Regions from separate parts of the Mus musculus genome. Here all the other regions are linked to region 3. The links are chromatin contacts, found by POLR2A ChIA-PET in ENCODE. All regions are on one chromosome and are shown on one strand. Each heading gives the region's core, a stretch centred on a gene start or an enhancer-like site at or near the end of the contact. The rest is flanking DNA. Distances are from core to core; before and after follow the strand shown.

Region 1 (2,700 bases), core at 118-2,617, 250 kb after region 3:
CGGTGGCGGATTGGGAACGCTCTGACTCACTCTCGCCCTCCTCGCCTGGTTTTCCACCTAGGCAGATCCTAGTCCAAACGCCTTGTGCGCTCCCCTCCCTCCCACCCAAACCCAGGCCCAGGGACTGCTCATCTCGCTCTGCTGCCCACAGGGCCCAGGACTGTGTGGGAGGTAGACGAGGGAGCCTTGGCAGTCCTTGTCCGGCTGTAGTGCTCCCAACCCCCACTGTCAATACTAGAGAGGTGGATAGTGAATTCTTGCTTCTTCCCAACCCAGCTGTGTGACCTTGAAAATGCTGCTAACCTCTCTGGCCCAGTATTTACATCTGCCAGATGGTCATACACCTTCTCAGAAGGCTGCATGTCAGTCGAATGTGCAGGTCCAAGACGCACGCAGCCACATAGACGGTGGCCAGGACACCGTTATTATTGTATTAGATTTTACACACGAGACCAGCCTGCACGCACATCAGAAATGATTTGGAAGGGCCGGTAAGAGAGGTCACACTCAGACTTAACTTAAGATAGGAGGACAGAGGGTCCTAAAAGCTGACATAGCCGGGGCTCTAGCCCTGGTTGAACAACCCCTTCCCCAAACCAGTTCTACAGGATGCTTAGTTCTGACTGTTTGCTGAGTCCCCATAGCAGCTTCCATTTCCAGGGACAGGGTCTGTCGACCGCCGCCAAAACGACCTTCTCCAGCTTCAGCTTCGGTTTGGGTGGAGAGTGTGGCCTCGGGCAAATTCAGTCTTCAGTCACCTCGGGCCTGGCCCCAAAGCAGCTTAGGTCGACCAGGGCCAGGAACACTAGCTAGCTCATCTAGGGGGTCTCCTGCACCCTGTCGCCCCGTTCCCATTCCCAGATCAGCCTCTGCCGCACCGCAGGCTCCAGGATAAAGCCAATCCCAGGCCCAGAAAGGCGTCTCAGGCTCGCCCTCGGGCCTGCCCACAGTGGAGCCCCGGGGCACTGCCGTGGCGGCCTGGGCGCGGAAGGGAAGGGAGGAGGCGGCGGGCGCGGCAGAGCCGGAGGCGGCGGCTTTTGTGGGGCGAAGCTGCGTTCTCCGTGCCCGGGGTGGGGGTGGGGGTGGGGAGAAAAGACACGGCGCGATCCGGGTCGCGAGAACGGGGTGAGGCGGGACCCGGTCGCAAGTCCGGGAGCCGATGGGCGGCGCGGGTGCAGGACGCACGGGATCCACAGCTCGCCCCTTCTCCCCGCCACGGCCTTAGGAAACGGCGCGGACACTCACATGGCTGCGCTGGGCTGCAAGGACCTCGCGCTGTCGGTACTCTCGGCGTTGCCCGGCCTGCTCGCGCTGCAGCTGCCGCTGTCGCCGCGGCCGGCGCCTGCCCCTCCCTCCTCTCCGCCGCCCCGCCCCGCCCCTCTGGGCCCCACCTCCTGCGCTCCCCTCCGGCTCCCGCACCCCGAAGGGGCGCCCACAGCTCGCTCCGCCTTCGCGAGTTACCCGGCAGAGTGGTCTGCCTACCGTGTCAACCAGCTTGTGGAAAGGGAGAGCGAAGGGAGAGCGAAGGTGTCTGCGGGAACCGGACAGCTTCCTGGGAACTGCATGCAGACCTTAAATCTGGGGTAGGGGGCGCTAGGGAACCCCTCCTACTTGCCTCTTACCCAGATCTCTGCAGCTCTAAAGACCTCAGGCTCCCTTCCTGTCACCATAAACAGGTTCTTGGAGCTGACACGGAAAGTTGGGGTGGTTGGAGGAAGTGCTTAGGGTCTGGAGAGGCTTAGATAAGGGAACCAGAATCTGGCCTAACCGTCGCACACCTTCTGGGTTGAAGTTCTGCCCCTCATCCCTTCCCACTTTTTCAGCCAGCCTCAGTTTCCCGCTGTAGGATCAGAGAGCCTTTTCGACAACGTCTTCCTTATAAATAGGGCTCATAGCTAGGCCAGGCAAGCGTGTAACCACTCAGCGGGTACTGCTTTCTGGGGAGTTACAGATTTTGTTTCTGGGATATAAGTGACTAACCTGGTAAGGTCTGGGTATGCGTACTGGGAACATACATTGGCCATGGGGGTCAAAGGCAAAAATGAGTTATGGTGTAACAGAGAGCTGGCCTGACCAACAAGCTGACTCCAATCCCCTACCCCTCCCATTATTAACCAGATGCTATTAGCTCTCTCCAACCCCCTGTCCCTATCCTCCACCTCTTGGCGTTCCTGTTTCCTGCAACATCTCATCTTTTGAGGTAGGTCAGGCATACTCAGGGGTGGTCTGATGGATTTTAAGAGGTGCCTGAATTTCTGAGCCTGACACTGATCCTGAGCGTAGGTCTCAACAACCCGATATGGTAGGATTCTGGAATACCAACATCTTCATCCCCCTAGGCTCTTTCCAGAGACACCCTCAGCCTCTTTCTCAACCCTCCAGGCTTTTCCCCCAGAACACTTGCTTGTTCCAGAGCCCTGGATGCCCTTGTGAATGCCCCCATCCCTTTCCCAGGATTTTTTTTTCTTTTAAACACAGGGTCTAACACTATGTAGCCCTGGCTGTTCTGGAACTCTCTCTGTAGAGCAGGCTGGCCTCAAACACCCAGAGATCACCCAGAGATCTACCTGCCTCTGCCTCCCAAGTGCTGGGATTAAAGGCATGCGCCACCACTGCCGGGCTCTTTTTTTTTATTTTTTATTTAATTTATTTAGTTTTATTTTATGTGCATTGGTGTTTTGCCTGCATGTATATCTGTGT
Region 2 (2,700 bases), core at 120-2,619, 200 kb before region 3:
GGTATTGTACCACCTAGAGATTCAATGCAACGCTGAGAAAACAATGTATTAGCCCTCACAATACTATGAAAAAATTTAAATAATTCACTTAATACTGGAAAGAATAAACATGAATACTCTTATCCATCTTCTTTTTCTAAGTTCTCTTGCATATGTAATAGGGAAGCTGAACTTAACGAACCACACTATTCCAAACCAGGTCACAGGAGAGAGTTAAGTCCCCAGTCATCATCCTGTTTCTATTTACTGACTGGTTTGACCCGCAAGCATTATGGTGTCCAGCTTTCCCAACTTATCTTTTAAAACATCTTCTGAGAAGAGCTTTTTTTTTTAAAATTATTAAAAAATGCCTTCTAGAACATTCTAGGAGAACTGTAATTTTAAAAGGCAACGTATCTTGTTTTTTTGTTTTTGTTTTTTAATCTCCAGAAACACTTTGCCCAAGCAAAACAACCCAGTTTTCAGAAAGGTCCGTTATAGTATACTTGAAACTAAGCGTGGATGGAATATAAATTTACACAAGTGGACACTAACTCGAACTCGCTCTTCTAGCAAAGTAGATTTTTTTTTAAAGTGGAATTTGAAAACACGCATCTTTCAAATAAAGAATTTTACAACTAGCCTAAAGACAGCGAAGTGCGCTTACACTTCTCGGAGACATTTCCTCTGCACCACGCTGGCACAGCTACGACAACCAGAAACCTCTTGGGGCTTTGGCCCCAACAACCTCTGCCTCCAAAGCCCGGGCGTCCGCCGGCCACTGGCCTCTCGGAGTCGAGTTCCCTACTAGTTCGCTCGCAGCCAAGACACTTCCACGTCGCCCCGAACCACACGCCTCCTTCTCCTCCTCAAATTAAATCGGGCTTTCCTCGCCACCCGCACGCACCAGGGGGACCGAGGGGAAGGCGAGCTGGCGGGAGCGCGGCGAGGGCACGCTCCACAGTCCCGGCCGGCCCGGCACCCACCTGCAGGCCGCGAGACCTGGGACACCGGCGCTGGTGCCCCGTCCTCGCCGAAGACGAGTTTGAAGTCGAGCTCGTCGTGGGCGCCACAGTTTGCAGTAGTCATCGGCGTGGCCCGGGGTGCAGCGCCTCCTCCTCAGGCGGCCGCGGCGGCTCCTCAGCGCCGCTTCATGCTGGGCCGCGCCGGCCAGGAGGTCGCGGCTCCACTGCAAACTTTCCGGGCGGGGCCCGCGAGGCCGAGCGTTCCGTTCCGACCTAGAAAGCTGGCCGAGCGCCCCGCCGCACCGGGAGCCGTCACCGCCGCCGGTCGAGGGTGCAGAAAAGCCACGGTCGCCTCAACCAAGGCTCCCCGCCCCCCACCCCCACAGTCGCCGCCACTGCCGCCACCGCCGCCGGCGCGCTCCCGCGCCCTGCAGCGCGCCCAGCCCCGCCCCTCGCCGCGCTCCCGCCCGACGGGGCAGCCCATAGGCCGCTGGCCCCGCTGACAGCCACGGGCCCCGCCTCCTCACCGACCTATCGCGTGAGTCCTCTGCGAGGAGGAAGTCACGTGAGCAAGAAGCGCCAGAGCCCTGCTCCCTCTCGGAAGTTGTAGTTAAAACTCTCTTTCTTCCGCAGTTTCTAAACCAAGACCAGGGTAGGGCCAATAGCGCTGTCTAATTAGATTGGGAACCCACGTAGGCCAATTGGAGACTATCTTTTTCCCCCTCATCGGGCGGAGCTCATGTCGAGGAAGTGGGTAGCAGAGCGCCAGGGTTATAGGTGTCCGGATATTTGGCCCCACAGAGGTACTTTTCACTTATAGCTGAGTTTAGAGTGGATACGTTCGTTAGACCACCTCAAAAGTTACCACTCATCCCCCGCATCCCTCCATACCAACTTCGATGGCGTAACTTGGAGAGGGCCAGGGATTGGTTCGAACTTTTGGGTAGGTTAGGGTGGAGCCGAAGAAAACCTTGCGAGACAAGTCTGGAGTCGATTCAGAGCCACCCTTCTGGGGTGGGGCCCCGTCTCAGTGGCTGTGCCTTTGTCCCCTCAAGCCGGCCCGGAGAGGATGCCATGCATTCTAGCTAGGCCTCACCTAAATCAGAGGGACCAGGTCTGGTCCTTGACGGAAGTTGAGCAGACACAGAGAAAAGTACCCTTCTTGGCCTCTGCATCTTAGTACATAACCGTGAGACTAAGGCATTGTGACACCCGAGCAAGGAAAGCCCACATATAGGAAGTGACGCTGTCAAAAAGAACCGGCTTTCAATCTTGGTTTCACCTCAAAGAGTCTGCCTTCCCCGGTGAGACATGAGATGGCCCAAGACACCATCCCTTGGAGTCTGGGGACTCAGTCTTGTTTACTTAGCGCATGATTAAGAGAAGGAGTTGGGAGAAGCCAGTGACCACCTCCTCCACGACAGCAAGTCTGATACTACTCACAAAAGCCCCTGGGAGAATGGAGCAAGCACAAGCTCCTTGCAAAGATCTCTGCATCTCAGTGATTCCTGGGCTACTAAGTGAGCCTCAGGGGGACCCCGGCTAAGCCTAGGGTCAGAAGAGCAAGGAATGTTCTGAGCTCGTGAGCCATTCATCTTGGACTGGTTTATTCCTGCTCAGGGCTTTACCAGTACTTATGAGGGACACAGAGATACAGAGATAGTCTCCCATCAGGGTTGAGAGAGAGAGGAATAGCAAATATATAATTACTGTGCAAAGAGATTAGAGCTGTGATAGGAGCTCTGAGGACATTGAA
Region 3 (2,700 bases), core at 35-2,534:
CCTAAACCTCGGCACTGTCAACAGGAATACTGGGGAGTACAACATTTGCCTGAGGATTCCTTGGGCTGGAAGGAGTCACGAATTCTGCAGGTTTCTGGGGGGAACCATTCACATGCCGTGCTTCTTACGGATGACAGCCATGGCAAGCAGACGATCCTTCTCTCGAAGTTCTTCACGGAGCTTGGCCTCGGTGAGACGCAGATGGCGGATGCTACCCTTCATCTCCTTCATCTTCACTTCCATCAGGGCCAAGATGTCCCGCTGCTCGTTCAGCTTGCGCAGGAGCTCCTCCTCCGTGGTACCCGAGGACAAGGAGTACGAGTGGTCAGAGCCAGTGTCAGGGAAGCCCTCTTCCCCTACCACCACCAGCTGAGGGCCCAGAGTGCACTCAGCGGCCTCCAGCCCAGCCGTAGCAGCCTCTAGCTCTGAGGCGGCGGCAGCGGCGGCTGCCCCTTCAGCAGCTGCAAACTCGACTTGCACTGTGAGGTCGATGGGCTTCACATCATCTCCCGAGGGAGTCGTGGACACGGGAACCACGGATCCCGGAGCCTGGTTGCTGTCTACGGCGGCCTGAAGCGTAAGAAGCACAGCTGCAGAGGCAGACACCAGGTTCGGCTGCAACTGGGTGGTCTGGGCAGTGGAGGAGGACGGAGACGGCTGCTGCTGTTGCAGCTGCTGCTGTTGCTGCTGCTGCTGTTGTTGTTGCTGCTGCTGCTGCCTACGGCGGGCTGCCGCAGCTCCCGCAGGTCTCCGAGCTACTTTGCGCTCATTGACGCCACGCAGCGGGAAAATGGTGGGAACGCGCACCGTGTAGGTCTTGCGGCCGCCCTGAAAGTGGACGCTGCAGAGACGGTGGCCGGTGGTGGGTTGGAAGGTGGAGAAGCACCCACTGACGCCAGCACGGGACACGTTCTTGAGCCAGAGGCGCCGCAACTCAGCGTCCTTGGGAAACGTGTAGAAGTGCAGCGCCTTGTCCCGGTGTGAATTGTTGTAGCAGCCCGGAACGCAGCACGTAAAGCCAGGCATGGCTGCGACGCGCGGCCCGGCCCACCGGCCTCTCGAGCTCTTCGACGGCCGGGTCTGGCCCCTGTCTCAGCTCCTCGACGGGCGGCGCCGCGCGAGGCTCTCAGAGGCCTCTCACTATTGCCGCCCGGCGCAGTCGTCCCGGGCCGAGGCCCCGTGCCCAGAATATGGTTGCGGACCGCCCGCGCCGCGCTACCCACCCGGCCGTCCGCCTGCGCTTCGGAGTCGGCCCGGGGGACGCCGCGAAGGACCGCCTGGAAAGGAGGACTACGCCCCCCACAATGCACTGCGCCAGAAGCCTCTCACTTCCGGGATGGGGCGGGCTTATTCCGGCGGCTTTCCTGGACACCGCGATATCCTGTTCAGAGTCGATTATTTTCCAGATGAAGCTCGTCCTAAGCGAAAGGTAAAAATGTATTCGAATGGAACGTTATGGCATGGGCTACCCTTCACAAGGATCCGGAATCCTGATGGTACCGGGCGCGTGCCTGGTGAGCGCAAGCGCTCTGGGTATAAGAACACAAAGACTACAAGTTCCATGATGCCTCAGAAGAACGTTTTGGTGCGGCCGCGGGCTGCAGCGCCTCCTAAAGGAGAGGTGGAGTTCCTGCAGACCAGGATTTGAATGAGGTTCTGCAGCTTGCTATAAAAAACACCCCACCCCACCCCACCCCCGACCCCCAGTACCTTGGAGTGGACTGCATTCTTTAGCCTAGAGGAAACCCGAGTCCTCCCAGAAGAACTTCTGGAGTCAATTTCTTATATTGGGAGCACTCTCCCGACTCTCAGCTACCTCTTACATGGATGGACTCACTGACCTAAACCATGTCCCTACTAGCTGCTTACAATGTGCCAGACAGTGAAGGGAAAACACATTCAAGGCAATTGGTGGCACACGCCATTAATCCCAGCACTTAGGAGGCAGAGGCGGAGGCAGATTTCTGAGTTCGCGGCCAGCCTGGTCTAAAGAGTGAGTTCCAGGACAGCCAGGGCTACACAGAGAAACCCTGTCTCGAAAAAAAAACAAAAAACAAAAACCAACCAAACAAACCAATATATAAATATCGTATAATATTTTTCACATTTATTAATTTTAAAAACATTCAAAGTAATGGGAGATATGTTTATACATATATCATGTGTGAGAGTGGGGGAGTAATGTTTGCATTTATGCATGTTCATATGTGTGCCAGTGAGTGTCAATTTCTGGGTATCATTCATTCCTCAAGGCCCTTGGCCTTTTCTTTTTTCTTTTTTTTTTTTTTTTTTTGAGACAGGATTTCTCTGTGTAGCCCTGGCTGTCCTGGAACTCACTCTGTAGACCAGGCTGGCCTCGAACTCAGAAATCCACCTGCCTCTGCCTCCCAAGTGCTGGGATTAAAGGCGTATGCCACCACGCCGGCTGGCCTTTTCATTTTAGGCTGGCTGGCCAGTTAGCTGCAGGGATGCACCTCTAGCACTGCCATTATAGGCATGGGACACAATGCTTGGTATTTTTTTTATTTATTTATTTTTGGTTTTTCAAGACAGGTTTTCTCTGTGTAGTCCTTGCTGTCCTGAAACTCCCTCTATAGACCAAGCTGGCCTCGAACTCAGAAATCAGCCTGCCTCTGCCTCCTAAGTGCTGGGATTAAAGGCCTGTGCCACCACTGCCCTGCTCATGCCTGGCTTTTTAAC

Evidence for each region. ChIA-PET counts read pairs that join two places held with the same protein, here RNA polymerase II (POLR2A).
Region 1: POLR2A ChIA-PET joins it to region 3 with 10 read pairs in Patski. The contact joins the promoter of Ripor1 here to the promoter of Thap11 in region 3. POLR2A ChIA-PET finds 5 or more read pairs at or near these places in 3 of 5 experiments (Patski and embryonic stem cell).
Region 2: POLR2A ChIA-PET joins it to region 3 with 12 read pairs in Patski. The contact joins the promoter of Nfatc3 here to the promoter of Thap11 in region 3. POLR2A ChIA-PET finds 5 or more read pairs at or near these places in 3 of 5 experiments (Patski and embryonic stem cell).

The regions. Positions count from the first base shown.
Region 1 is chr8:105,603,896-105,606,595 of GRCm38, reverse strand. Ripor1 (RHO family interacting cell polarization regulator 1) reads right to left here and starts at 1,367. Exons shown (of 22, transcript NM_001081241.2): 1 at 1,246-1,367.
Region 2 is chr8:106,058,259-106,060,958 of GRCm38, reverse strand. Nfatc3 (nuclear factor of activated T cells, cytoplasmic, calcineurin dependent 3) reads right to left here and starts at 1,369. Exons shown (of 10, transcript NM_010901.3): 1 at 966-1,369. The coding sequence starts at 1,068.
Region 3 is chr8:105,853,687-105,856,386 of GRCm38, reverse strand. It overlaps Thap11 (THAP domain containing 11), which reads right to left and starts at 1,284. Exons shown (of 1, transcript NM_021513.2): 1 at 1-1,284. The coding sequence starts at 1,026. The coding sequence ends at 109. It also overlaps a transcript of Cenpt not described here.